2 separate regions of the Homo sapiens genome follow, and region 2 is linked to region 1. A link is an interaction called in ENCODE POLR2A ChIA-PET data of the cell type or tissue named here. Cell type or tissue: PC-9. All regions are shown on one strand. Links, peaks and the distances in the headings refer to the core of each region. The heading gives the core; the rest is flanking DNA.

What was found. ChIA-PET counts read pairs that join two places held together with the same protein. Peaks named below come from ENCODE experiments on the same cell type or tissue, not always from the same donor. Only the 100,000 strongest peaks of a DNase experiment are listed, where the experiment ranks them.
Region 2: POLR2A ChIA-PET joins it to region 1 with 6 read pairs; 2 of 35 experiments call an interaction of 5 or more read pairs at or near these places.

The regions. Positions count from the first base shown.
Region 1 is chr16:12,759,459-12,775,120 of GRCh38, forward strand. The region is part of intron 2 of CPPED1 (calcineurin like phosphoesterase domain containing 1); the gene reads right to left. LOC105371090 (a long non-coding RNA gene) reads left to right here. Exons shown (of 3, transcript XR_007064993.1): 3 at 912-1,091. Among named protein-coding and RNA genes, the nearest start is that of CPPED1, 37 kb to the right of the region's middle. In PC-9, for the core only: no CTCF peak of the experiment used is centred there; no DNase peak of the experiment used is centred there.
Region 2 is chr16:12,577,867-12,593,528 of GRCh38, forward strand. The region is part of intron 1 of SNX29-AS3 (SNX29 antisense RNA 3); the gene reads right to left. Among named protein-coding and RNA genes, the nearest start is that of SNX29-AS3, 25 kb to the right of the region's middle. RefSeq lists an enhancer at 14,272-14,791. In PC-9, for the core only: no CTCF peak of the experiment used is centred there; a DNase peak (open chromatin) is centred at 6,855.

The DNA of each region.
Region 1 (15,662 bases), core at 3,904-7,903:
ACTGCAAAGAAAGCAGAGAGGCCATCAGGCCATCTAGCTTTCATCATGCAGGTGGTTTATACCACAAAGCAGGTGAATATATTCAAGGGGTGATACGGTTTGTCTCTGTGTTCTCACCTAAATCTCATCTCAAATTGTAACCCCCGTGTGTCAAGGGAGGGACCTGGTGGGAAGTGATTGGATCATGGGGTCGGGGGGTGGTGTGGTTACCCCATGCTGTTCTCATGACAGTGCGTGAGTTCTCACAAGACCTGATGGTTTAAAAGTGTTGGGCAGTTGCCCCTTGTGCTCTCTCTCCTGACGCCTTGTGAAAAAGGTGCTTGCTTCTCCTTTGCCTTCCATCTTGACTGTAAGTTTCCTGAGGCTCCCCAGCCATGTGGAACTGTGAGACAATTAAACCCGTATCAGGTGGTATCCTTATATCAGTGTGAAAACAGACTAATACTGGGGCAAACTCTCCAAAAGTCAGAAGGGAATACCAAAGTACTGGGAGGTCAGAAAGGACAAATGGACAACCACTGAAAGCTCCTTGTTCTGTCTTTTCTAAATGAAGTCATCCTTCCAATGGCAGCTGTGGGTTCCACGTCTGTGGATTCAACTGCTGATTGAAAATATTCAGAAAAAAAATTCCGTGATGTTTCAAAAAGCAGAACTTGAACTTGCTGTGTGCTGAGTATGACGCTGAATCCGTAAGAATAAAGTGATGTGTAGCACTGTATTGGGTACAGGTAATCTATAGATGATTTAGAGTATACAGGAGAGTGTGCATAGGTTATATGCAAATACCACACTATTTTATATCAGGGACCTGAGGACTGGTGGATCTTGGTATCCTTGGGAGGGTCCTGGAACCAATCCTCCATGGATACCAAAGGATGATGATAATTGATTGCTAACTTTGCCCTTCACAGGTAGAAACAATTTTACGTGTCTCAGAAAGAACAAAGAGTTTAAGATGGTGATGCTGAGATTCTGGACAAGATGGACATGGTGATCTCTACTGGAATCCGGGGACTGCTGTACTACGGTCATATACTACTGCTGGGGGCCTGGTGTTCCCGGGGTGCACTGGGGGCCTTGCTGTACTGATATGGTCATATGCTACTGGGGGCCTGCTGTTGCTGAGGTACATTGTCAGCAGGCCTAGGCATCGAAAATGACACAACTGTCTCCTGTTCAGAAGCACTTAGAATCTCCTGCATCGTGTAACAAGTGTTTAGAGATCCCTAGATCAGGGACTCTGGGGACAGTTTTTAATTTACTGATAAGTAAAGTTTTAAAATGTGACATCTTTGAGTACTGCTGCCCTAGTCTATTAAACAAAGAGAAGCAATTCCCAGGCCAGGATCATCCTACTAACCCAAACCTGATAATGCTGATGTGGCCCAGGGCTGGCAGGATGGCCTGGACTGTAACTAGGCATCCCCTGCTTCCATTTGCAGACATGTGGCTTTGCCCTGATGGAGACATAGTGACAGATCATTTTGTACTACGTAGGTACAGATCCAAAGGGCATCTTAGGCTGGCTGTCATTAAGTTCCAGTGAGGAACACCTGTCTTCTTCAGTTCCTGTTTCTCCAGTTTGCATGCAGCCTCAGCCCATCAGAAGGCAGCGGATAAGAGTTCCCCCTTGGATGGCTTTAAGTTGGCAAACAGGGGTAGAAAAGAGGCCAAGCTGCGTGGTGGCAGGCACCTGTAATCCCAGCTACTTGGGAGGCCGAGGCAGGAGAATTGCTTGAACCCGGGTGGCGGAGGTTGCAGTGAGCCGAGATTGCGCCACCGCACTCCAGCCTGGGAGACAGAGCCAGACTCTGTCTCAAAAAAAAAAAAAAAAAGAAAAAGAAAAAGAAAAAAAAAGAAAAGAAAAGAGGAGAAGTTCTGAGTTTCTGAGATGGGCTGGAAGCACATGGTCACTACCCATCAGCTGGGCGGTGCTGGGCAAGTTGTTTGACCTGACAGTTTGGTCATCTGCAAAAAGGGATAAAAGTACAACTATTTCATAATAAAACAGCAATCTTTGTGGCTCTATACTATGACGAGTACTATTATTTACATTAGTAACAAGCTCTTCTCAATTTCTAGTAGCCGCTTAGGTTTACCCAATGATAATGAATCAATCAGGAAAAATGGTGTCCCTGTGAAGAGACTAGTTAACCAGAAATAAATAAAAGCTATGGATACCAGCAATGGAACTACACTAGTAAAATCGCTTCCTATTTTCCAAAAGTTTGGGCTTAATCTTCAGACAACATGTTCTGGATAAAAAATGTGAGCCAGGGACAGTGGCTCATAGTATAATACCAACACTTTGGGAGGCCGAGGCGGGCGGATCACTTGAAATCAGGAGTTCGAGACCAGCTTGGCCAACATGGCAAAACCTTACCTCTACTAAAAATACAAAAAGTAGCCGGGCATGGTGGCACGTGCCTGTAATTCCAGCTACTCACTCGGGAGGCTGAGGCATGAGAATCACTTGAACACATGAGGTGGAGGTTGCAGTGAGCTGAGATTGCACCACTGTACTCCAGCCTAGGCAGCAAAGCAAGACTCTGTCTCCAAAAAAAAAAAAGTGAACAATGTCAGCACCATAGGAAAGGTAAATTTTTTTTTTAAATGGGAACAATGGAAAGAAGAGTTACAGTCTTAAAATAAACATATCCTCGGCTAATTGAGAGGACAGCCTGGGGTCTGCCCAAGGGCAGGGAACTGGGCCTCCCTCTTCTGCTTAGTCCCCTGGGACTTAAATTTCCACATTAAAAATACTCTCTCATTTATTTTTACTTCTTTGTCGGGGGAAGAGGGTAACGCCACGGAGATGGTGAATTCAATTTCTTGGACCACTAGGGATATTATTTAGTAATGGAGGTAAAAATATGATATTGTACTAGTTATGCTGTATGTCAGGGCAAGAATCTAATTTCCACTTTCCTTAATGTTATCATCTGAATAAAGTGATTCAAATTAATCAACAATCTGCTTCTAAGAATTTATCTCATAGTATAATAAAAAGTAGTAGCAGTAGATAGATAAAATGTGGTATATCCATATGGTAGAATATTATTCAACAACAGCTACAACATGGATAAACCCTGAAAACATCATGGTAAGTGAAAGAAGTCGATCCCAAGGCGCCGCATACTGTATATTTCATTTATATGAAATATCCAGAATAGGCAAATCTACACACGGACAGTGGATTAGTGGCTGCCTAGGGCTGGAGTCGGAGGTGAAGGGAAATAGGGAATGACAGCTAACAGGGACGGAGTTTCTTTCTGGGTTGATAAAAATGTTTTGTTTTGTTTTGAGACAGTGTTCCACTCTGTCCTCCAGGCTGGAGTGCAGTGGCACAATATCAGCTAACTGCAACCTCTGCCTCCTGGACTCAGGCAATCCTCCCACCTCAGCCTCCCAAGTGGCTGGGACTACAGGTACACACCACCACACCCAGCTAATTAAAAAAAAAAAATTTTTGTAGAAATGAAGTCTTGCGCCGGGCACGGTGGCTCACGCCTGTAATCCCAGCACTTTGGGAGGCCAAGGTGGGTGGATCACTTGAAGTTGGGAGTTCAAGACCAGCCTGGCCAACATGGTAAAACCCCATCTCTATTCTAAAAAATACAAAAATTAGCCGGGTGTGGTGGTGGATGCCTGTAATTCCAGCTACTTGGGAGGCTGAGGCAGGAGAATTGCTTAAACCTGGGAGGCGGAGGGTGCAGTGAGCCGAGATGGTGCCATTGCACTCCAGCCTGGGCAACAAGAGCAAGACTCCACCTTGAAAAAAAAAAAAAAGAAATGAGGTCTCACTATGTTGCCCAGGCTGGTCTCAAACTCCTGCGTTCAGGCTATCCTCCCGAGGCCTGCCTCAGCCTCCCAAAGTGCTGGGATTACAGGCATGAGCCCACCATGGCTCGCCTTGGTAAAAATGTTTTAATACTGATTTTGGTGATCATTACACAACTCAGCAAATACACAAAAGACCAATGAATGGAAATGGATGAGTGGCATGGTATGGAATTCAATCTCAATAGAGTCATTATTAAAAATAGAAGTAATCGTAGTTATTGGGCTGTATTAAATGCCAGCCAATATTCTAAGCACTTTTATAGATTATTTCATTTAAGTCTTATGAGAAACCTATGATGCGAGTACCATTATTATCTGCATTTTACAGATAAGGAAATTCAGCTACAGAGAGATTAGATAACTTGCCCAAAGCTATTTGGCCAGGAAACAAGAGAGCCAGGATCTGAATTTAAGCCATCTGACATCACAGGCCAGTTCTCAACTGCTGCCCATGTACACAAACGTATGGACTCCAGGAGGGGCCCTGCAGTGCTGGTTCTGGCAGGACTTCGGACACAGTCTGAGCCTCAAATACTAAACTGGTGCCAAAGTAATTGCAGTTTCTGCCATTGAAAGTAATGGCAAAACTGCCATTACTTGAGCACCAACCTAATACAAGCTGGTATTTTGTCCACTGAAAAAAGTGAAACAAATCTGCATATCCTGCTATGGAAAGACCAGGACAACAACAAGGTATTTAAACATTGTGTCTTTTTTGCTCCCATTTGCATTTTTTTTTTTTTTTTTACAAAAAGCTACACATGCAAGTGTACCCATACTTGACAAGTTTCCATAATTTTTCATGAAAAAGCATTAACTGTAGCTTTCTCTGAGAAGCAGGTCAATGGTGACAGGGACATTAAGGTTTTTTCTGGATACCTTTTGGTACTGTTTGATTTTAATTTTTTTTTTTTTCTTTTGAGACAGAGTTTCGCTCTGTCGCCCAGGCCAGAGTGCAGTGGTGCGATCTCAGCTTACTGCAACCTCCACTTCCCAAGTTCAAGCGATTCTCGTGCCTCAGCCTCCCAAGTAGCTGCGATAACATGCACATGCCACCACACCCAGCTAATTCTTGTATTTTTTGTAGAGAGGGGTTTCACCATGCTGGCCAGGCTGGTCTCGAATTCCTGAGCTCAAGTGATCTGCCCACCTTGGCCTCTCAAAGTGCTGAGATTACAGGCGTGAGCCACCACACCTGGCCAAATTTTTGAATTTTTTTGTAGAGTTGGAGTTTTGCCATGTTGCCCAGGCTGGTCTCAAACTCCTGACCTAAGTGATCCTTCTGCCTCAGCCTCCCAAAGTGCTGAGATTACAGGCATGAGCCACTGCGCCTGGCCTGATTTGAATTTTTAATAAACCATGAGCCTGGTGGGAGCCACCCAGTCGTGCTCCAGTTTCAACGGAGCCTTCTCTAACTCAACCACCTCCCACCCTCTTGGGTATCACAGGCTCAGAGCCACCATTTTGTTTTATTTGTACCTCTTGATGCCTCATGACTCTGCCTGTCTAGCCTGTAAGTGTCCTGAGGACAGACACCGTATTTGTTTCTTGCTAAGCAGGGGCAAACACATAGGCAGATCCCCTCGGTTCCCATCAGAGAAACAAATGAGTAAATGAATTAAAGTCAAACAACTTGACCTCACCTGCCAGCCTCAAGGTCATGAGCAGTGACTGGTGGAACAGAAGAGTGTCACGCTGTAAACCATGTCTGTCATATGAACTATGTCCCCGCTAGCACTGGGAACACTGTGACCTAAGAAGTCTGGAGTGGAACTCAAGTAAATGATTTATTCCTTTGATTAAACACATTTACTTTCATCTAGTCCCAGAGAATTTATGGAGCCATAATCCCTTCCATCTCTAATGCTGTTCATTATCTCTTCCTAATTAATGAAGGTATGTAAATTCATTGATCTAAAACTTTGCAGGCATAAACGTTACTCAGGTAGTGATCCAGCCCCACACTGCTAACAGCTCAAGCTTCATCACGTTCTACCAGTTTTTAAATTACACATGTTATCAGACAAGATTCATTTAATTTTGCAGCTAACAGCTACAGCTGATTATGCTGGCTGCTAGATATTTATAGCAACTCTTGTTGAATCTGTACTGTTAACCTGCTTAGGATATAATTAATAAAAGAGATTTAACTGTCTGACATAATAGGCAGCTTTGTATGATATAAAATATGCTTTAATGTGCTTTCGGGAAAAAAAACATTAAGAAAGGTATATTATCCAAGTGAAATTTGTTACATTGCTACCTTGCAGATCAATACAAAATTTCTTCACAAGAATATTTATGGATGATGACAGTGGTATTTCACTCAAATAATATATAAAGAAAGAAGGGAATGGTAAATTTTTTCTACAAACCAAATAATACATATTGAATAGAACCTACCATGGCTTTCCAATAAACTACTTAGGAACTGGGGAAAAACCATACAGAATTTGAAACATGCAGGTGACTTTCTAAATTCTGGGTTCGCGAAATATATGTCCTCACCCGTTCTGGCATTCAAATGCGCCATTTTCCAACCTCTCATTATTTTTTTTCATTCCACATTCTGATCACTTGACCAATTACCTGATAATTGAACCCCTTTGGGATCATGCTCCTTTTCAGTGCTTCATTTCGTTGCAGAAAATAGGCCCATCAAGGAGGCAAAATGTTCTAACTCCAGGAAATGAGTGTTTAGAGCAAAAACAATGAAAAAGAAGATGTAAATAATCCAGTCAGCTAAGCACAAGCTAGAAAGACACTCGCTTTGTCTATGGCATGTTGATTTGCCAGGGGATTGTGCAAACTTCTGCAGAAGGCGTTCATTAGCTCCAGAAAACCCCAAAGGGAGGCAGAGGCGGGTGCATCACCTTAGGTCAGGAGTTCGAGACCAGCCTGGCCAACATGGTGAAACCCCATCTCTACAAAAAAAATACAAATATATATATATATAGAGAGAGAGAGAGAGAGAGGGAGAGAGAGAGAGAGAAAGAGAGAGAGAGAGAGCTGGGTATTGTATTAGTACATTTTTGTGCTGCTGATAAAGACATACCTCAGACTGTGAAGGAAAAGGGGTTTAATTGGACTTACAGCTTCACGTGGCTGGGAGGCAGAAGGCGTTTCTTACATGATGGCAGCAAGAGAAAAATGAGGAAGATGCAAAAGCAGAAACCCCTGATAAAACCATCAGATCTCGTAGTATGGGGGAAACCACTCCCATAAGTCAATTATCTCCCACTGGGTCCCTCCCACAACACATGGGAATTATGGAAGTACAATTCAAGATGAGATGTGGGTGGGGACACAGAGCCAAACCATATCAGGTGTGGTGGCGGGCACCTGTAATCCCAGCTACTTGGGAGACTGAGGCAGGAGAATTGCTTGAACCAGGGGGGCGCAGGTTGCAGTGAGCAGAGATCACGCCACTGCACTCCAGCCTGGGTGACGGATCAAGACTCCGTCTCAAATAAAAAGAAAAGCAAAAACAGAAAACTCCAAGGAAGCACAGGAGGTAGGCTCTAGGACTCTTCTGCTCAGAGGGCTGGTCTGGTGTCTCTGATCAGACTGCCATAGCCGATTTGCCTAACGGCCTCTACAATCATGGTCTGCTATGAGCGACAGCATTCCCAGGTGGGAGCAGAACACAAGAGCATTCAGATCCCAAGTCATTTTGGCTCCATGGTTGCTCAGAGGTCCTCATTTTTTTTTTTGAGTCATGGAGCCTGTATCAGTCATGTGCTCCAGGGAACCAATAGGAGATACACAGATATGTAAGAGGAGGCTTAGTAAGGGAATGGGTTCACAGGGTCACAGGGGCCAAGAAGTCACACCATCTGCCATATGTAAGCCGGGGGTTTCATTCAGTCTAAATCCAAAGGCCTGAGAATCAGAGAAACTGATGGTGTTAGTGCTGGTCTGAATCTAAAGGTCTGAGAACCAGGAGTGCCGATGTCCAGGGGCAGGAGAAGGTAGACGTCTCAGCTCAAACAGGAGGCAAATTCATCTTTTCTCCATCTTTTTGTTCTATTCAAACCCTCAATGCATTGGATGATGCCTGCCCAAAATAGTGAAGGCATATCTTCTTCATTCAGTCACCCTCACGAACACACCCAGAAATCATGTCTTCTCAGCTATCTGGGCACCTCCTAGCCCAGCCAGGCAGACACGTAAACTGAACCATCACCAGGTCCTTGAAGGATCTGATGAGAGCTGTGGACCTTCTCCCCACTGCAGTCCCCAGAGCATCATCACGACCTCAAGCATCTATGCAAACACACTGGACTTTGCAGAGCTGACAGGGCCCACTGGCTGGATGAAGCCCATCCATGGAGCTCACACCCAGGTAAAGAAACCTACGCCGAGAAATTGCCCTACTGGGGTGCAGTGGCTCATGCCTGTAATCCCAGCACTTGGGAGGCTGAGGCAGGCGGATCATCTGAGGTCAGGAGTTTGAGACCAGCCTGGCCAGCATGGTGAAACTCCATCTCTACTAAAATATAAAAATTAGCTGGGTGTGGGGGTGGGCACCTGTAGTCCCAGTTACTTGGGAGGGTGAGGCGAGAGAATCACTTGAACCCAGGAGGAAGGTTGCAGTGAGCAGAGATCGCGCCACTGCACTCCAGCCTGAGCGACAAATTGGGACTCTGACTCAAAAAACAAAAAACAAAAAAACCCCTGCCCTATTGGACACTGTATGACTTAGTGCCCCAGAAGGAAAGTTTCATAAAAATTTTCTTTAAAGATAAGATTTTCCAGGAAAAGCTGAATTCCTCTTAGATACGGATAAGATGTTGTTTCTTTGACAACCTCTCTCTGGCTGAACCTTCAACTGAATTCTATCAACCAAAAGGACTCTTAAGACCTTTCTGTTTCGCCCTGCGGTTTTGTCTTCCTATATGAACTTTTATTTTCTTTGGTCCTGACATATTTCTTCTCTACTGTGTGCTTTTGCTCATTTTAAGCCTTCTCAAATGCTTCACTGAACAAATAAATAAGGCGAGGCTCTCTGTTTTCACTTTTTGATCTAAACACTGGAACCCAGACGGAAAGATTATGCTTTTTATTTTTAACCTAATCAAAAGGCAACTGTTAACTAGTCCCTATTATTGAGCTCTTGCTACTTCTTTTCATTGAATAATCAAATATCCACACTTTTCTAGCTACGATTAAGACTTCTGGCCTTTAATTAAAGGTACAGTTTCACCATTGAGTTTATATTTTGGTCAATTAAAATAGCCACATGTTGACCATGAAAAGGTACCTCCAAAAAGTCAAAGAACAAGAGTATGTGCGTATGTACACACAGGTGTGGGCTCTTATTCTGGGGCCATGGGGATCTGGGGTTCATCCTGTGAACTTCGATGGGAGGAAACCAGTTTTTTCATGAACTTCTGATATTTAGCATTTCCTTCTATTATGAAGTTAGTAGAAATTACAGAGGTATTAACAACCCCCTTGAATTTCACACCAACAGAGATCACATGGATTTTTTTTCCCATCACATCACACTTGTTGCAGATTAATTCAGGGTATGGTTTAAACTCACTGCCATTTTTTCTTTTTCTTTTTTTTTTTTTTTGAGACGGAGTTTCACTCTTGTTGCCCAGGCTGCAGTGCAGTGGCACGATCTCGGCTCACTGCAACCTCCACCTCCTGGGTTCAAGCGATTCTCCTGCCTCAGACTCCCAAGTAGCTGGGATTACAGGCACATGCCCCCACACCTGGCTAATTTTGTATTTTTAGTAGAGACGGGGTTTTACCATGTTGGTCAGGTTGGTCTTGAACTCCTGACCTCAAGTGATCCACCCGCCTCAGCCTCCCTAAGTGCTCTGATTACAGGTATGAGCCACTGTGCCTGGCCTTAAACTCAACTGCTATTTTGAAACTATGACAGTTATTAGCTCTGCTATTAGACTGTGTTATATAATAGACCAACACATGAATTATTACTATATCCAATAATTTAAAAAATATTTTGATAACCGTATTTCAATAGAATTGGTTTCCTCGAAAATCCTAGGAACTTTATTTTGTGTATTTAGAAATATTATTCTGAGATGGGATCCAGGGGCTTCAGCAACTTGATGAAGGAATCCGAGGCACAAAATGGGTTAAGACGCCGAGACTTGGAATAAAGGACTGACAGCAGCCAGTGTGTCTCCTCTGCCGGACTGCCACGTAGAAAATGCTGGCAGGGGTGGAAGGGCGATCACACACCTAATCAGAAACAACTTTTTAAGTAATATTCCCAGTTCCCTAATTAGTCATATAAGGTAAATTAGTTCCAACCACTTTTAATCAGCCTCAGCAGAAGGGCGGCATTGTCACTGATTGCCTGGATGATTTCACCGGGCTCATACTGGATGTGAAGGAGTGCAGGAGCCAGGGGGCTTGGCTGATTGCTCCCAGGTTACTGCTCAGCATTCGACCCACACGCGACCTGCTGGAAAATCTGAGCACAGACAGCCCCGGCCCATTCCAGAGGCTGGTGATATTTCAACTATGGCATCACTCTCTTGCACGCATAGAACTCCCTTTTTATGTTTCTCTGTGTTAAACTGTAGGGTAAATTGTCTTTAAATCCTGGCATTTCTTGGAGCCTGGTGTAGACACTTAAACATAACAACGCAAGGCTAATGACACAGCTGCGGAAATAAACGTGATTTAACTGAGCCTCTTTAAAAACAAAACCAAACAAAACAAACAGATCCTACTTTAATATGAACAAAACGGTTTCTGTTCAATGGAAATGTTCTGAGTATCTATGACATGGTAGGCGGTGCAGGAACTTATTGCTTACATGAAAGGGATGGAGGCTGTTGGCTACAAATAAGAGATAGCATGGAAGAAAAGTCCTGGTCAGTCCCTGTCCCTGAGAGATGTTCCCCAGAGAACTGCTAAGAGAACGGCCTGGTGTGCTCTCAGTGCAAATGGCGCTGAGGCAGATTCTAAACCCAGGCAACCCTCTTGGACTTCAAGCCTAAAGAAATACTTACCTGACTGTACAACAGCACGTCTGAGGATGCTCACAGCAGCACTGTTCAAATTAACTCCCACCTGGCGTTACTGCAAGATTAACCAATTATGAAATCCCCATCCACAGAACGCAATGCAGTTATTAAAAGCCTCACATGTATGTACAAATGTAAGGTTTTCTAGACAGATGGAAGGAGAAAAAGTAAATCACACAACAATGTGCACAGTATGATCACGTTTGTATTTAAGAAAAGCATGCTGACCAGGGCGTGGTGGCTCACACCTGTAATCCCAGCATTTTGGGAGGCCAAGATGGGTGGATCACCTGAGGTCAGGAGTTTGAGACCAGCCTGGCCAACATAACAAAACTCTCTCTACTAAAAATACAAAAATCAGCCGGTGTGGTGGCACACACACCTGTAGTCCCAGCTACTCGGGAGACTGAGGCAGGAGAATCGCTTGAACCCGGGAGGCAGAGGTTGCAGTGAGCCGAGATCGCGCCATTGCACTCCAGCCTGGGTGACAGAGTGAGGCTATATCAAGGAAAGGAAAGGGAGGGCAGAAGGAAAGGAAAGGGAGAGAAGGAAAGGAAAGGAAAGGAAAGGAAGGGGGAGGGGCGGGGCGGGGCTGGGAAAGGGTGAGCATGCTGACATTGATGCACACTTTTGACCACAGTGACCCCGAGGGAAGCACTTAGGGGGTGGTCAAAGTTTATTTTAAATATAGATTTTAAATTTACAAGGAGAATGTCTCTACATATTACTTGTAGAATTTAAAAATCTAATAAAGTAACAATAAAAAGATCCGTATCTACCCTCATTTAAATCCTACAGGAGACTAGGATGACAACAACAAAAAACACGGAGAACTTCATGTTTCAATATATCTACATGTATCTATATTCCTTATTTCTAAGTGAAGCACAGATTTCTGTCTGTTTCATTCACTAACACAGCACAAACATCTAGAATAGTGCCTGGTGCAAAGTAGACTCTCAATACAGATTTGTTAAATAAATGAATTGACTATTTATTCATGTGTTCCAGAAAACTGTACTGGGTGCCTACCATGTGCTGGCTTCTTGCTAAAGATCACGGGAAACAAACTGTGAATCATTTAACCAGCATTCACTGAATACCTTCCACGTGCCTTGCACTGGGCACTAAATGAAAGTACACACCAATACGGACACACAGACACACACACCCCCACTGCCCTTTAGGAACTTGGAACTAAGCTTGGGAGAAGGCGAACTAGCAGAGGTTGGAGCAATGAGATAAGGCCTTTTCCTGGCCAGAGCCTCAATCCTGGCTTTGGTTTTCAAAATTATGCCTCCGAGGCTTTGCTTATTATGGCCTGTCTTGTACCAGAATTATGTTCATGGGTTTGTGTCTGCCCAGCTGGAGGAAAATGAGTATCAACCTTCCTGGATTGTGGAACCACAGAAAAACAAAGGGCTTTATTCTTTGCCTGAAGCCCAGCAAACCAAAGCATTCTTTGTTCAATGGCTTTATTTCCCAATTCTATACATTCATTACAGAATTAGAAACCTCCCAGTGGGGGTCAGGCATGGTGGCTCATGTATGTAATCCCAGAACTTTGGGAGGCCAAGGCAGGTGCATCACCTGAGGTCAGGAGTTTGAGACCAGCCTGGCCAACATGCAGAAACCTTGTCTCTACTAAAAATACAAAAATTAGCTGGGCTTGGTGGTGCATGCCTGTAATCCCAGCTACTTGGGAGGCTGAGGCAGGAGAATTGCTTGAACCCGGGAGGCGGAGGTTGCAGTGAGCTGAGATCGTACCGCTGCACTCCAGCCTGGGCAACAGAACAAGACTCTGTCTGAAAAACAAAACAAAACAAAACAAAAAAAAACAAAATTCCTAGTGAGGAAGGAGTGTTGATGGTCATTTGGCCATGGCTACTGTTATCAGGACCTTGGTCTAGGCCTTGACATCTAATTGAAGGTGAACAGCTACCAAACTAGATGAATTAGAAGTTTTCAGGTCTCACTGGGGCATTTTCCTGATAGAAAAGCCTAACTCCTTTCATCAGTAATTCTACTTTACTTCCCCATAGCATCTCCCATTCTTAGACGCACTCTACTGATTTGCTTCCTCTCCTCTCCAGACTTTTGCAGCCATATCTGCACAAATCCAGCCCTTCTTTACCTTGAAGTTCAGACTTTTCTACCTAAGTGGATTATTCTGCTTTATCTATAGCAAATATCACTTTTGTGCATGCTCCCTCTCCTCCATTTGTTGGAATCATTTCTAAATTCAATTCCATTTTCATATTGAGTCTCTTTGGTCCCAATAGAAATGGTCCCCAAAATTCAAATATCAGATGTCTGGGACCCTTTTAACTTCTGAAAATGCAGTTACTGGGCAATGGATGTGCGAAAGTTAACTCGGGGAATGACATTAAATCAGAAAAGCCTTCTGTTTTTAGTGATGAAAAGCTTCTTCATCTATAAATCCCAAAGTATCAACTTTGCAGATCCATAAGCTCTTATCCCAAACCCCCTAGGCCAGATCTCATTTGAAATTCCAAGTTTTTCTAACTTTAGAATGGTAAGACAGGTCATAGAACACATATTAAACAATACTTCAAGCTGGGACTCGGGCAGTGCCCTGTAATGAAATCCAGTAATATTTTGTTAGCAAAACATATGAATATGCTCACTAAATATTGGGATCAATAAAGACCATAAACAGCCCTTTGTCACTTGGAAGGCAGTTTTGCCACCAGCTTAGTTTCAAACTTAAGAAAAAACTCTTAGTTTTCAGAGCTTTCTGAACTTTTGAGATGGTAGGTAAGGGGTTATGTACAAGTGCAAGACCCAAACGAAAGAAGCCATTGTAGCTCTCTTAAGCATTCTGCATAAAGACCCTTTTAAAGTATATATGTGTGGCCGTTTTCCTGAACATCAAAGGGCTATTTTGGAAGTCCTGTAAGAAGAGGTCATCCTGCGTTATTCAGTGTTGTGTAAAAAGCAAAGCAAAACCTACAAACTTAAAGCATTTCCCTTTAAATGCTGAGCATGTGTAAGTCTAAAGGAATAATGGTTCTCCTGATATACACCATTATCAGTTAAAAGGAATGTTCACAAACCACTTGCATACACACAAGATTACATTTAATACATTAAAAAGTGGCCCCGACTCGGCGTGGTGGCTCATGCCTGATAAGTCCAACACTTTGGGAGGACGAGGCAAGCAGATCACTTCCAGCCAGGAGTTCAAGACCAGCCTAGGCAACATGGTGAAACCCCGTCTCTACTAAACATACTAAAATTAGCCGGGCATGGTGGTGCACACCTGTAACTCCAGCTGCTCGAGGCTGAGGCATGAGAATTGCTTGAACCCGGGAGGTGGAGGCTGCAGTGAGCCGAGATCATGACACTGTACCCAGCCTGGGCGACAGAGTGAGGCTGTGCCTCAAAAAATAATAAAAATACATAAAAATACACAAATAAATAATAAAATAAAAAGTGTCTGTCTCAGCCACCCACGTGAACAATCTGTGGTGATTTGGCATCACCGCGATTCCTGACTCTCAATTTACATGCTACCAGTAAACAATCATTTTGTTACACCTATTCACACCTAAGTACTTAACAGTAAAAAATATGACACACCATTAACACGGGAGAAAACAGTGTGCCCAGGGAAACTAAGCAGCACAGTGGCATCACTGGAATACCTGCCTCAGCTGTTCAGCAGCAACAGATGACAGCAGGCTTCCAGTCTCCACCCACAATGCTGCGTTCTGACTCAAAGGCTCCTGTGCACTGTATTTTATTTTTTCAGGTGAGAAGAAACATCAGAAGCAGTTGAGGGACCAGAAAGTGAGTCCGCCAGGGATGAGGAGGCATTCTGCTAGATGGCTTTTTAAAAATGTTCCCTCCAAGCTGGGTTCAGTGACTCAACACCTATAATCCCAGCACTTTGGGAGGCGAGGAGGGCAATCACTTGAGGTCAGGAGTTCAACCAGCCTGGCCAACAAGATGAAACCCCATCTCTACTAAAATTACAAAAATTAGCCAGGTGTGGTGGCAGGCGCCTGTAATCCCAGCTACTCAGGAGACTGAGGCAGGAGAATCACTTGAACCCGGGAGGCAGAGGTTGCAGTGAGCCGAGATCATGCCACTGCACTCCAGCCTGGGGGACAGAGTGAGACTGTCTCAAAAAAAAAAAAAGTTCCCTCCAGAGTCATCTGCCTTATTAACAAGGGCTTTTGTCTTAGAAATCTCTTTTATTAACTGACACAATTTCTTGATCTGTTATGAATGCATGCTGTTCTAGTCCTTCAAAAGCTCACCACACATTGCTATGGTTTAAATATTTGTGTCCTCCAAAACTCATGTTGAAACGTAATCCCCAGTGTGGCAGTTCTGAGAGGTGGGGCTTTTAAGAGGTGGCTGGATCGTGAGGGCCATGCCCTCATGAATGGATGAGTCCATTCATGGATTAATGAATGAATGAGTTAGTGGATTAATGGGTTATCATGAGAGTGGGACAGGGTGCTTTTTTGTGTGTTTTTTGTTTGTTTGTTTGTTTGAGACAGGGTCTTGCTCTGTCACCCAGGCTGGAGTGCAGTGGCATGATCACGGCTCACTGAAGCTTGGACTCCCAGGTTCAAGCAATCCTCTCGCCTCAGCCTCCCAAGTAGCTGGGTCTACAGGTGTGCACCACCATGCCTGGATAATTTTCTATTTTTTGTATAGACGGGGTTTCACTATGTTGTCCAGGCTAGTCTCCAACTCCTGAGCTCAAGCAATCCACTTGCCTTGGCCTCCCAAAGTGCTGGGATTATAGATGTGGGTCACTGCCCTGGGCTG
Region 2 (15,662 bases), core at 4,856-8,855, 180 kb before region 1:
CATCTGTGACAGACCCAACAATGGCCCCAAAGACACCCACACCCAAATCCCCGAAACCTGTGAATGTATGACCTTACAAGGGGCAGGGGGTTGAACAGTGTCCCCCAAAACTCATGCCTGCCTAGAACCTGAGTGTGGCCTTACTTGGACACAGAGGGTCTTTGCAAATGTCATCAAGATGAGGTCACACTGTATTTGAGTGAGTGCCAATCCAGTGACTGGTGTCCCTGCCAGGAGGGGGAAATCTGGACAGAGGGAAAACAGCTTGTGAAGACAGGCAGGGACTGGCGTGTGGCAGCTACAACCCAAGGTGCGTCCAGGAGTGCCGGCAACCATGACAGGCCAGGAGAGGGGCACGGGGCACCCGCCCTCAGAGGCCCCAGGAGGAGCCAGCACTGCCAACACCTGGAATTCAGACCCCTGGCCTTCAGAAGTAGAAATACATTTGTTTGTTTTGAGCCACCATCTTATGGTCACTCATGACAGCACCTCCAGGAAGCAATACACATGGTGCAAGGGCCTTTGCAGATGGGAATAACTGGAGGATCTGCAGATGGGGAGATGCCGCCGATCATCTAAGCAGCCCAGTGGCATCAGAAGAGTCCTTGGAAGAGTCAGGAGAGGAGACGTGATGGTGGAAGGAGAGAGACAAGGGACAGTATGAGACTTGAAGATGCCACCCTGCTAGCTTAGAAGATGGTGGAAGGGCCTTCACAGCTAGGGAATGCAGGCAGCCTCGGGAAACCAGAAAAGGCAGGGAACTAATGCTCCTCCTAGATGTCACCCTTTAAGTGCCAACCCCAGGGCTAACACAGGCATCCAGTGACTCCTCAAAAGCAGCCACCAGTGGTCGGCTGAGGGAGGCAGTGTGGCCAGCATCATAGCAGCAGGTGTTCCACGCCCCCTACCACCCCTGCTCCATGCCAGCCCTACACTGAGCCCTGGGATCCAGAAACAATGAGATAGGCCTGGGGAGGGGCAATTAGGAAAGGTGTTTCAAATACCTACAACAAAGTGCACTATTGGGAGACGTGTGTCATCTGTGATGCTGCTGAGGGCACCTAAAGAATTTATAACAGCAAAGACAAGGAATCAAGCTAGGTTCCCATCAATGGATTGGATAAAAACTATATGGCACGTAGAAAATGTGGTACCACGGAATACTATGCAGCCATAAAAAAACAATCACTTCGTGTGCAGCAACATGAACACAACTAGAGGCTGTTATTCCTAAGAGAATTAATGCAGGAACAGAAAACCAAATACATGTTCTCACAAGTGGAAGCTAAACATCAAGTACACATGGACACAAGCGAACAACAGACAGTGGGGCCTCCTTGTAGGTTGTAAAACCACCTAACGGAGTAGGCTTCTTACCTGGGTGACAAAATAATCCCTACACCAAACCCCCGACACCCAATTTACCCACGTAACAAACCTGCACCTCTCAACCTACAAGTTGAAGGAAAAAAAAGAATTCACAGTTTGAGGTTATCCTAAAGGATTTAGATTACATTTTCTACAGCAAAAACAGGACATAGCATCTCGTCCTAAAAATCATCCTCCTGATGAATGGGTCAACAACACCGGCTCTTTCCACACAAGGGAGGAGTGCTCAGCCTTAAAAATTAAGGCAATGCTGACACATGGATAAGGCTTGAGGACTGGTATGGTTTGGCTCTGTGTGCCTACCCAAATCTCAGGTTAAATTGTAATGCCCAGTGTTGGGGGAGGGAGGTGATTGGATCATGGGAGCAGATTTCCCCCTTGCTATTCTTTCAATAGCAAGAGTTCTCACGAGATCTGGTCATTTAAAAGTGTGTAGCACCTCCCGCTTTGCTGTTTCTCCCAACTCCACCATGATGAGATGTGCCTGCTTCCCCTTCGACTTCTGCCATGATTTTAAGTTTCCTGAGGCCTTCCAGCCACGCTTCCTGTACAGCCTGCAGAACTGTGGTCAATTACATCTCTTTTCTCTATGAATTACCCAGTCTCAGGTAGTTGGGGTTTTCAGACTGAGTCTCACTGTTGCCGAGGCTGGAGTGCAGTGGCACAATCTCAGCTCTCTGCAACCTCTATCTGCTGGGTTCAAACGATTCTACTGCCTCAGCCTCCCGAGTAGCAGAGATTACAGGTGCATGCCACCATGTCCAGCTAATTTTTTGTATTTAGTACACACAGGGTTTCACCATGTTGGTCAAACTGCTGTGCAACTCCTGACCTCAGGTGATCCACCCACCATGGCCTCCCAAATTGCTGAGATTACAGGTGTGGAGCCACCGTGCCCGGCCTCAGGCAGTTCTTTATAGCAATGAGAGAACGGACTAATGCGAGGACATTATGCTGACGGAAATAAACCAGTCACAAAGAATGAGCGATTCTGTATGATTACACATATGGCATTTCCTAGAAGAGCCAAATTCAAAGGGAGAGAAGGTAGAGTGCCAGTGGCCAGGGGTTGGAGGAAAGGTAGATAAGAAGTTCGTGTTTAATGTGTGTAGAGTTTGTTTGGGAAGATGGAGTAGTTCTGGAGATGGACGACAGTGTCAGCTGCATAATGACTTCAATGTACCGAATACCACACAACAGCACCCTCACCAGATAGGTAACATGAGACAGTTTATGTTACGTGTATTTTACCACAGTGAAATCCCTAGTCATCACCCCGATTTCTCAGATGAGATTGAAGCCCAGAGGGGCAAGAAGCTTGCCCACGTGCCCACAGCTTTGACGCAGCATTACTGCCGATTCAAACCCAAGCTTTTCCATCCCAAAATCTTAGCCCTGACCACTGAGTGAAAGGGCAGCTAGGAGGATGGTGAAAGAAACGTGGGATTGTTTTCCTATCCTGTGCTGTTAACTGGGTCTGACACCAGTTGGGACGGCCAACCAAGTTTGCTGGAGATTTTAAGTCAAACAAGGTTAACATTTATCACAGGCCTGTTCAGCAGCTTATGGCAAGAGGTCAACTTTTTGATCACACAGAATAGATGGGAGTTACCACCCAAGACAGGGCTGGACCACGTGACTTCTGATGTGCTGCCAGCCATGAGGAGGTCGATTAAGTACCCTGGGGAGGTGGCAGGACTCCTCCGTAAAACCAGCCCACTGCAAAGGGGGTTTCCCTCTGATGACACAGCCAGCGCTTCACAGTTCCCCATGGCCACCCTCTCAAACATTATGTTCAGACCAGAAAAATCAGATTAAAGAATGGAACCCCTTGCAAGCCCACGCATGAGAAGGCTCATGACTAGCTGGACGTGATGGCTCACACCTGTAACCACAGCACCTTTGGAAGGCAGAGGTAGGCAGATCACCTGAGGTCAGGAGTTGGAAACCAGCCTGGCCAACATGGTGAAACCCTTTGTTCTACTCAAAATAAAAAAGTTAGCCAGGCACGGCGTTGCACATTTGTAATCCTAGCTACTTAGGAGGCTGAGGCAGGAGAATTGCTTGAACCCAGGAGGCAGAGGTTGCAGTGAGCCAAGAGCATGCCATTGTACTCCAGCCTGGGCAACAGAGTGAGACTGTCTCAAAAAACAAACAGGCACTGACTGTGGCAAGGGAGTCAAGGGCTTGAGGTGGGGGTCTCCTACCAAGGCCTGGCTCTGCCCCACCTGGCTATGGGAGCTGAGCCTTGTCTATCAACCTCTCCAGGCCTCAATGTCTTCAATCTGGAAAATGACCTTCCTGCTGGTCATTGTATTAAATGAGTAAGATGTAGAGAGTGCTCAGAACACCGTTTGTCTCTAAGCAAGCGTTTCTGAAGGGTCTTCTCACATCTGTGAACACAGCTGTTGTTCAATGCCTCACACTCTTCCCCTAGCTCATTCTTCCACTTTCTCTGCTCTGACCCCAATCCTGGTCCATGGCAAGATGCCTGGGGCACAACCCGGGAGCCAGAAACATCTCAGACAGTGAACGCACCAGTGAGCCGCTGGCCACCTTTTCTTATTTAAAACCCTCAGTCCCACGAGGCAGGAATTCTCGACCCCCATTTTCCCCAACGGGGGAACTGAGCCTTGGAGAAGGTAAATTACATAGAAACCAAAAAACCCTAAAAGCAGCTGAAAGACTCAAGAACGACATGGAGAATGGCTCGAGCAGGGACGCTATCCTTCGAGGCCTGTTTGTCAGATGGGACCAACAGCATTACTCACCTCATGCGGTTGTCGGGAGGAACAAATGAGGCAATGGAGCATCAAGCATACAGTAAGTGCTCAATGGATGGTCAGTCCGATCCTCTTTGGTGTGGAGACTGGATAGTCCCATTAAGTCGTTCCACCGCAGCAGACAAAGGCCCATAGACTTATTTCAGGACACCCTGTATTGCTAATGATTATTTTTATTTATTGAGCACTTACTGTGTGTCAGATCCTGGGCTACTAAGCCCTTGATGTTTACCCTTCAAAGCCGTTACAAGACTTACAGCAATGCTGGAAGGAATCTGAGGCCTAGAGAGGTGGTGAAACGTGCTCAAAACCACACAGCACTGAATGGTGGACTTAAGTGCAAGGACAGCGTGTTGTGGGGTTGGGGTTGGGGTTGGGGTTGGGGTTGGGGTTGGGGGGAATCGAGACTGCTGTATCCCAGCCTCACCACTGCCCCCCAGGACACCTGACTCACTCCCCAAGGTATTATGGGCACAGAGAGATGAGCAGCTCAACGAAGACATGCCTTTTCTAGGAAAAAAACTAGTTTCTTCTAATATTCATTTTATGTCGCGGACGTCCTTACTTCTCCATGAGACGCCCAACTGCCAGGTCTGCCTGTTCCGTTTCCCGCCCTTTCTCCTAAAAGGAGCAGTATTACTCCGTGTTCTTGCTCTTTACAGAACCAGGAGTTCTGGGAAACAGTAAGGTGAGTCCTGTGTGCACAGGCTTTGGAATTTGTCAGTCCCCCTGCAGTGACCTGCCAAGCTGTCACCCCGGGACACAAGTGCAGCCTGCAGCTCAGGGAGGCCACCTTCTGCCTCGCAAACATCAGCATCATCACCATGGGTGACAGAGGCACTGAGTATGGTAAAACCCAGTCACCAGAGGTTGACAACCCTGCGTCCCTCCGCCACCCTCCTCCAACTCTGGTGAGGCTGTCTGGGTGGCAGCAGCTCTCCATGCCTTCAGCCCGGCCAGCTTTGCTTCCTCAGCTCCTAGTCTCCCAGAGTGACACTAAAAACCCACCCAGCTCAGTTCCTTGGTGGGCTGTACACTTGACCACACCCCAGCATCACCCAAAGGACTGGAGAGGGAGGGGACCGTGTTGGTTTTATTCACCATTGTCGGAACATAATAGACACTCAGTTAAGTGAATGAATAATTCAGTGAATGAATGAACTAAGTAACGATTACTTGCTGTTAGGCTCCTCTCCCTCTCTCCTGGTGAAAAAGCATAATTATCCCACCGCCATCCACGAGATTTCCGACAGGCTGGCTGTGAAAACACCAACTAGACCCTATGCCCTCAGCTGTTACAGCTCAGAGCCAAGACCCTGACCCACTGTGTCTCAGTGATGGCTGCATGTGCCTCATGTCTGGTCGGGAGCAGCTGCTCTGTGGAAGGGGGTGACATGTTGGTCTTCCAAGCCTCTGCCATGTGTAGACAACCCAGCTCAGGTGGCTACAAACCCTGAACCAGGACTGGAACCAGGGGATGGGGGTTTATCTGGATCTCAAAAGCCTCCTTGGGGTAGGGTGCAGTGGCTCACATCTGTAAATCCCAGCACTTTAGGAGGCCAAGGCAGGATTGCTTGAGCCCAGAAGTTCAAGACCAACCTGGACAACATAGTGAGACTCCATCTCTACAAAATAATAAGTAAACAGCTGGGTGTGGTGGTACATGCCTGTAGTCCCAGGTACTTGTGAGGCTGAGTTAGGATTACCTGGGCCCTGGGAGGTTGAGGCTGCAGTGAACCATAATCACACCACGGCAGTCCAACTTGTGTGACAAAGCAAGACTTAAAAAAAAAAAAAAAAAGCAAGAAAGCCTCCTTGGATCATGGGATCTCAGCTTGCCCTCATCCCTGAAAAGCATCCCAGAGACTGCCTCCAAGGACACAGACGGCCTCCAAGGACAAGGGTTCATAGTAGCAGAAATCTAGGACACCCCTGTATCCTGTGCCAGGGGAATCCTGTGTTCTCTGAAGAGGGGCTTTCCCTAAGTGTCCCTCCTGTGGTTACTTAACCCTGAGGAGGAAGAGCAAGAGCAACATCCCAATCCACCCAAGGCTCAAAATGTTCTGAGACTGAATATCGTAATTTTTTTTTTTTTTTTTTTTTTGAGACGGAATCTCACTGTCACCCAGGCTGGAGTGCAGTGTAGCAGTCTCGGCTCACGGCTACCTCTGTCTCCCGGGTTCAAGCAATTTTCCTGCTTCAGCCCCTCAGTAGCCATAACAGCTTTTTCATTCTTTGAAAACCAGAAGTGTTTCCCTATTCTGCATGAAATGAGTTAGTTGAATTCGAGTAGGCTGCTTCATCAAGATACATGAACCCATGGAAAGTGATTTTGATTTCTCTGCAGTGCAACTGCAATGTCTTAAAAAAAAAAAAAAAAAGAAAAGAAAAGTTAGGACTGAATCTCACTGTCACCCAGGCTGGAGTGCAGTAGGCGCCATCTCAGCTCACTGCAACCTCCACCTCCCGGTTCGAGCAATTCTTGTGCTTCAGCCTCCCAATTACAGGCACATGCCATCACGCCTGGCTAATTTTTGTTTTTTCGTAGAGACTGGGCTTTGCCACGTTTACCAGTCTGGTCTTGAACTTCTGACCTCCGGTCATCCAACCACCTCAGCCACCCAAAATGCTGGGATCACAGGCCTGAGTCACCACGGCAGGCCTTATCTGCCTTTTTTCTTTGACTATTGTTACTGTAGCTTGCATTTGTTTCTGTTTGAAGGATCACAAACGCTGCTGTACTTCCGTGTCTCCCTCTATTTGGCAACCTCTCAAGGGTAAGGACTGAAGGCTGGGTGTTTGGCCCCTTTGTCTACATCCTTTCCCAGTTTTATCTGCTGCTTTCAACACTGCCCATACACTTGAGACTCTCCCATGTAGATATCTCCTAGGCATCTCAGATGTAACATGGCTCAAGTAGAAACCCTGAGGCCTCCCCCACCCTGCTCCTTCAGTCTCTCATGATGGTACAGGCACCTCCACCCAGCATTTCAAGCTCACACCTGAGTCATACCTGACTCTTCTGCCTTCACCGACTTCCCACAATACCCAACACATCAGCAAGTCCCATCTGCTCTACATGCAATACCTGTCATGTGTTGATGAATATCCCCATAAGATCCAGGGGTCCTCCCGGAACCTCAGAATTTTACCTTATTTGGAAATAGATAAATAGGTCTTTGTAGATATAGTTACATTAAAGTCAAGTCATACTAAATTCGAGTGGGTCCTCCATCTAATGCTCAGAGCCCTTCTAAGAAGGCAGAACATGGAAATAGAGATGACCAAGGCTCCGTAAAAAGACAGACCCTGCGGAAATAGAGATGACCAAGTCTTGGTAAAGAGACAGATAGAACCTGGAGCCACACATCCTTGCACTGAGAAATGCCTAGGACTGGCAGAAACCACAGGAAGCCAAAGAAGGGGTCTTCACAGAAAGGAGGGCCCCGCCCACAACGCAATTCCAGCCTTCTCACCTCCAGAATTGCTGGGGAACAAACTTCCACTAAGCCACCAAGTCCATGGCCATGCGTTACAACAGCCCTAAAAAGAAACTAACTTGGCCAGGCATGGTGGCTCACACCTGTAATCCCAGCACTTTAGGAGGCTGAGGCAGGTGGATTAGCTGAGGTCAGGTGTTAAGAGACCAGGCTCTCCAATGTGGTGAAACCTCATCTCTATTAAAAACACAAAAATTAGCCAGGCATGGTGGTGGACGCCTGTAGTCTCAGGCACTTGGGAGGCAGAGGTGACACAATTGGTTAAACCCGGGAGGTGGAGGTTGCAGTGAGCTGAAATTGCGCCACTGCACTCCAGCCTGAGTGACAGTCAGACTCTATTCCAAGGAAAAAAAAAACCCCAACACACTTCTCCACCCACACCCATCTACATCACTCCATCTCTGCTGCCATGCTCTCTTCTAGGTCACCGTGAGCATCTGCTGAGACACGCTAAAAGCCTTCTGCTGATCTCTGCCCTATCCCCGTACCTTTATTTCCCCATCAGACACCACATATTTTATATGCACACATATACCTCCATACGATGTAAATTTAACATGCAAACACATAAGCACTATACACACATGTATATACATGTGTGTATATGTATGTGTGTATTAGGACAGTCTTACTCCTGTAACTCAGCCTGGAGTGCAATGGTGCTATCAACTTCCAGGCTCAAGCAATCCTCCCATCTTGGCCTCCTGAGTAGCTGGGATTACAAGCACACACCACCACGCTGGACTAATTTTTTGTATTTTTAGTGGACTTGGGGTTTTGCCATGTTGCCCAAGCTGGTCTCGAGCTCCTGGGCTCACACGATCCTCCCCGCCTCTGCCTCTCAAAGTACTCGGATTACAGGCCTAAGCCAATGGGCCCACCCCATAAGCTGTAGGTTAAATAGGTATAGGTATGTATATGTCATCTGTACATACATATGCTTGCGACTTCCTCCAAATACAGCATCCTCCACCGTAGAATGTTCCCTGCCGCCCCTTTCCAGCTAATTCCCACTCTGAACTCAGCAAGGCAGCTGCTTCCTGATTTCTGTCACCATGGAGGAGTTGGCCTATTCCCGGATGTCATGTAAATCACATCGCATAGTGTGCAAACAGTCCCGTCTGGCCTCTCTTACTCAACATAATCTTTGAGATTCGTCCACAGTGTTGTATGTATCAATAATTCATTCTCTTATCACACTTATATTCCACTGTAGCCAGTGATGTTTGTAAAACAATCAGAGGCTGGGGGCAGTGGCTCACACCTGTAATCGCAGCACACTTTGGGAGGCCGAGGCACGTGGATCACCTGAGGTCAGGAGTTCGAGAACAGCCTAGCCAACATGGCAAAACCCTGTCTCTACTAAAAAATAGAAAAACTAGCCGGGTGTGGTGGCGCACGCCTGTAAGTCCCAGCTATTCGGGAGGCTGGGGCACGAGAATCACTTGAACCTGGGACATGGAGATTGCAGTGAGGCAAGATGGTGCACTGCACTCCAGCATGAGTAACCGAGCAAGACTGCATCTCAAAAAAAAAAAAAAAAAAAAAAAAGTATCAGAGATCATTCCCTGTGCTGAAAACTCAAAGCTGCCTGCAGGGTTGGACTGAAACATTAGCCCACCACTGCAGCCCACTGGTGTTAGGTGGTCCCGGTTCCTGCCCACCACGACCATCTCTCCTCCTCCCCAGACCCAGCATGTCCCAGGCTCAAGGTGACGCTTACCTAAACACTTGTGCCTATGGAATCCTCCTCACCCTGTTCAACTCATCACAGGGAGGTTTTCCCTCATCATTCTGTCTGAAACCACCACACGCACTGCTGTATTCCCAAATAGCTAAGTGGGAGTTAGAGTGATGACTTCACCTTACTCTGTGCTGCCCTCTCAGCTCCTAGAATAACTTCCTGGCAGAGCAGTTCACCCTCAAATATTTCAGTGAATGATCTGCAGAAAGCTTCAAGCATAGGTTATGCCTTTTGTATCATTCACGAGTGCCATTTGTTGATACCTCCGGTTTTCTTCTAAGCACCCTGTGAGGTTAGAAGTAGTCAGGCATCCTGGTTTGGCCAATAACATTTGAAAGGAAGTCATCTATGTCCATTCCAGGTGTGAGCTCAGAAGGCTGGTGTGGGATCTACCTTCCCTTCCCTCTGCTGTGGGTGATGATCACCAAGCTCATGTGGAGACCCTCCACCAGCCTCCTCCCAGGGGAGCCACAGTGCCCAAAGCCCCCCAAGCTGGCCTGTACTGAATGGATACCTCAAGCAAGGAACAAATTTATTATGTGAAAACAATGCCCTTTGGGGGTGTTTGTTATTGCAACATAACCTACAGTATCCTCAGTTTTTTCCATATACACCCTCCACATTCCCCTCCTGCCTTTTTTCTGGGGGGTGATAGTCTGTCACCCAGACTGCAGTGCAGTGATGCAATCTCAGCTCCCTGCAACCTTCACCTCCTGAGTTGAAGAGATTCTCATACCTCAGCCTCTGGAGTAGATGGGGCTGCAGGTGAAGGCCACCACGCCGAGACAGTATTGTATGGGTGTGTATTTTAGTAGAGACAAGGTTTCACCACGTTGGCCAGGCTGGTCTCTAACTCCTGACCTCAGGCAATCCACCAATCCACCTGCCTCGGCCTGCCAAAGCACTAGGATTACAGGTGTGAGCCACTGCGCCTGACTTCAGCCTCCTGCTTTTAACTTAAGGCCACAACCTATTGATCCCCAAATTCACACGGGTTATCCCTGTTGTTCTTCACACAACTACTGACCTGTATTTTCATTGCTCACTTGACACTGCTGCCTGGCATCTCAACCTCTCAAAGTTCGTATTTCCAAAGGGAGCTCCTAGTCCTGCTCTCAAACCTGTTCCACCTCCAATCTTCCCCTCCCAGAGTCCCTGAGTAACTGCAGTGAGTAGGCCAGAAACTGGAGTTGGCTTTCAGTCCTTCCTTTCACACCTCACACACCTGATTTGTCAGCAATTCCTATCAAAATACATCCAGATCCAGCCAGGCATGGTGGCTCATGCCTGTAATTCCAGAGTTTGAGAGTCCAAGACGGGAGGACCACTTGAGACCTAGAGTTTGAGACCAGCCTGGACAATATAGCAAGACCTCATTTCTGCAAAAAGGTTTTAAAAATTATGTTAGCCAGGCATGGAGACCTGTGCTCCTAGCTACCCGGAAGGCTGAAGCAAGAGGACTGCTTGAGCTCAGGAGGTCAAGGCTGCAATGAGCTATGATCATGCCACTGTACTCCAGGCGTGTGTCACAGAGTGCGACCCTGTGTTCAACAAAACAAGGCAGGGTGCAGTGGCTCATGCCTGTAATCCTAGCACTTTCAGAGGCTGAGGCAGGCAGATCATCTGAGATCACGAGTTCAAGACTAGCCTGGCCAACATATAGTGAAACCCCATCTCTATGAAAAATTAAATGAAAAGATAAAATACCAACATTAGCTGGGCATGGTGGCACACGCCTATAGTCCCAGCTACTTGGGAAGCTGAGGCAGGAGAATCACTTGAACCTGGGAGGTAGAGGTTGTAGTGAGCCAAGATAGCACAATTTCACTTCGAGTCTTTGTGACATAGCAAGACTCCATCTCTCAAAATAAATCTTGGAACCCCAAACTCATTCAGCCAAAGGGAAAAGTCAAGCTGGAAACTGGGTCACGCAAACCTGTCTCCCCTTTTCCTTCTTAAACAAGATGGTGACAAGATTAAGAGCTACAAGCCTCTTCCGTATTTTACCCATGAAGAAATTATGAGCTCCAAGATCCTTAACCCTAAGGTCTTTCTGTTAAAATGTCCCCACGGCAATGTAAATTGATAGCTCATCTTCAGAGGTGCAGTCACCCAGGGCCCACCAGGAACAAATGCGTATCTGATTGTTCCCTGCCCCATTTTGTCTGTTATCTTATGTAAACATGTAGATTCCCTGTATTTTTCCTCTGCCCCAATTATCTGCCATCTTATGTAAAAAACGCAGATTGACTGAGCCAAAGGCACAAATGACTTTTTCCCTTCCCAGCTCTTACATGACAACTGTGTGCTTCTTAATATCCTCTAAATTTGGAGCCTTCAAAATCATCTTCAGAGAAAGGCATAGACTTGTCTCCTAGGCACACATCCTTATCTTTGGCAAATAAACCTCCTAAAATGATTGAGACCTGTCTCATCATTTTTCTTGACTGACAGCCCAATGGATGCTCTAGAGTGAGCTGAACCTGATGGGATTCCTGTGATTATGTTACCTTATGTGGAAGCAAAAGGGATTTCACTGATGTAATTAAGGTTACTAATCAGTTGACTTTGAGCTAATCCAGAAGGAGATTATCTGGGGGACCTGGCGTACTTGCCTGAGCCAAGGGCTCACAGATTGAAGTGGCCAAAATCTCAAAGTGTGGGAAGGATTTGAAGTCCCATTGCTGGTTTAGCAGATGGAGGGTGCTGTATGTAAAGGAACATGGGTAACATTAAGGTGCTAATTGCCACCCCAACTGATGACCAGCAAGGCAACAGGGACCATGGTTGTTGGCTCCAAGGAACAGAACCCTGCAAGTGGCAAGAAAGAGCTTGGCTATAATCCCAGCACTTGGGGAGGCTGAGGAAAGTGGGTCACTTAAGGTCAGGAGTTTGATACCAGCCTAAGACAGTGAAACCCCATCTCTACTAAAAATACAAAGATTAGCCAGGCATGGTAGTGCACACCTGTAATCCCAGCCACTCAGGAGGCTGAGGCAGGAGAATCACTTCAACCCGGGAGGTGGAGGTTGCAATGAGTCAAGATTGTGCCACTGTACTCCAGCCTGGGCAGCAAAGGGATATTCCTTCTCCCACAAAAAAAAAAAAAAGCTTAGAAGTTTGCTCCTTATATCCTCCGGGTGAGGATTCAGTTCAGCTTTATAATACCTTGAGCAGAGAACCTAGGCACACTCTGATAAACTGAGTCTACACAGCTATACATGTAGGCTGTTTCTATCTGCTATGTTTGTGGTAATTCTTAATGCAGCAACAGAAAGCAAATACAAATAACGACCTTCAATCCCAAGGGCAGGGAAATATGTTCGCAATATCCTATTGCATAAACAACTTAGGTCCAGGAAATAAAGAACTCCTGCAAAGCAATGAGGACAACAACCACCTGATAGAAAAATGAGCAAAAGACCTGAAGACACACTTCATTAAAAAATAGCTAATAGGCCAGGCACAGTGGCTCATGCCTGTAATCCCAACACTTTGGGAGGCCGAGACAGGTAGATCATTTGAAGTCAGGAGTTGAAGAACAGGCTGGCTAACACGGTAAGACCCCTTCTCTCCTGAAAACACAAAAATCAGCCAAGTGTGGTAGCAGGCATCTATAGTCCCAGTTACTCAGGAGACTGAGGCAGGAGAATCACTTGAGCCTGGGAGTCAGAGGTTGCAGTGAGCCAAGATTATGCCACTGCATACCATCGTGGCAAACAGTGAGACTGTCACCAAAAAAAAAAAAAAAAAAAAAAAAAAAAAGGGCTAATAAACATGTGAAAAAGCATTGAGTCATTAGTCATCAGGAAAATGCAAATTAAAACAGCACTTCATACTCATCAAAATCTGAAAATGAAGAAAGGCAGGAAATAGTAAGTTTTGGTCTGGATATGATGAAACTGCAATTCTCATACACCCCTGGCAGGAGATCTTAGGAAGACTGATCTGTCTCCTGAGGTTGAATAGATGCCTATCCTATGATCCAGTGATCCACCTGTCAGGTATATAGCCAATAAAATTTAGCTCACATGTCCAAGACAAGACATCCACAGGAATATTTAAATGTGCATAATGCCCATCAATGATATACTGGATAAAGAAAATGTGGTATATGAACACAATACTAAGCAGCCATAAAAAGGAACAAGATCATGTGCTTTGCAAAGATGGATGGAACTGGAGCCCATTATCCTCAGCAAACTAACACAGAACAGAAAACCAAATACCACATATCCTCACTTATAAGTGAAAGCTCCACAATGGTAACATATAAACACATTGGAGGAACAACTCACACTTTGGGGCCTGTGGTGGGGGTGGGGGAGGGAGAGCATAAGAATAGCTAATGCAGGCTGGGCACAGTGGCTCACACCTGTAATCGCAGCACTTCAGGAGGGCGAAGCAGACCTATCACCTCAGTTTGGGAGTTTGAGACCAGCCTGGGAAACATGGTAAAACCCTGTCTCTATTAAAAATACAAAGAGGACAACCAAGATGGCCCAACAGGAACAGCTCTGATCTACAGCTCCCAGCATGAGTGACACAGAAGACACAATTTCTCCATTTCCATCTGAAGTACTGGGTTCATCTCACTAGGGAGTGCCAGATAGTGGGCACAGGACAGTGGGTGAAGTGCACCCTGCGCAAGCCAAAGCAGGGCAAGGCATTGCCTCACTCAGGCAGCACAAGGGGTCAGGGAGCTCCCTTTCCTAGTCAAAGAAAGGGTTGACAAACGGCACCTGGAAAATCAGGTCACTCCCACCTGAATACTGCGCTTTTCCAAAGCAGCGCACCAGGAGATTACATCCCACACATGGCTCGGAGGGTCCTATGCCCACTTGAGTGTCGCTGATTGCTAGCACAGCAGTCTGACATCAAACTGCAAGGCGGCAGTGAGGCTGGGGGAGGGGCACCCGCCATTGCCCAGGCTCACTTAGGTAAACAAAGCAGCCGGGAAGCTCGAACTGGGTGGAGCCCACCACAGCTCAAGGAGACCTGCCTGCTTCTGTAGGCTCCACCTGTGGGGGCAGGGCACAAACAAGAAGACAGCAGTAACCTCCGCAGACTTAAATGTCCCTGTCTGACAGCTTTGAAGAGAGCAGTGGTTCTCCCAGCACGCAGCTAAATATCTGAGAACGGGCAGACTGCCTCCTCAAGTGGGTCCCTGACCCCCAAGCAGCCTAACTGGAAAGCACCCCCCCGTAGGGGCAGACTGACACCTCACAAGGCCGGGTACTCCTGAGACAAAACTTCCAGAGGAACGGATCAGACAGCAACATTCGCAGATCATGAAAATCCGGGGTTCTGCAGCCACCACTTCTGGTACCCAGGCAAACAGGGTCTGGAGTGGACCTCTAGCAAAATCCAACAGACCAGCAGCTGAGGGTCCTGTCTGTTAGAAGGAAAACAAAGGACATCGACACCAAAAACCCATCTGTACATCACCATCAAAGACCAAAAGTAGATAAAACCACAAAGATGGGGAAAAAAACAGCAGAAAAACTGGAAACTCTAAAAAGCAGAGCACTTGTCCTCCAAAGGAATGCAGTTCCTCACCAGCAATGGAACAAAGCTGGACAGAGAATGACTGACGAGTTCAGAGAAGTCGGCTTCAGATGATCAAACTACTCCGAGCTACAGGAGGAAATTCAAACCCAAGGCAAAGAAGTTAAAACCTGAAAAAAGATTTAGATGAATATATAACTAGAATAACCAATACAGAGAAGTGCTTAAAGGAGCTGATAGGGCTGAAAGCCAAGCCTCAAGAACGATGTAAAGAATGCAGAAGCCTCAGGAGCCGATTCACTCAACTGGAAGAAAGGGTATCAGTGATGGAAGATCATATGAAATCAAGCAAGAAGGGAAGTTGAGAGAAAAAAAAGAAAAAAAGAACAAAAAAGGAGAAAAGCCTCCAAGAAATATGAGACTGTGAAAAGACCCAATCTACGCCTGATTGCTGTACCTTAAAGTGACGGGGAGAATAGAACCAAGTTGGAAAACACTCTGCAGGATATTATCCAGGAGAACTTCCCCAATCTAGTAATGCAGGCCAACATTCAGATTCAGGAAACACAGAGAATGCCGCTAAGATACTCCTGGAGAAGAGCAACTCCCAGACACGTAATTGTCAGATTCACCAAAGTTGAAATGATGGAAAAAACGTTAAGGGCAGCCAGAGAGAAACGTCAGGTTACCCACAAAGGGAAGCCCATCAGACTAACAGCTGATCTCTCAGCAGAAACT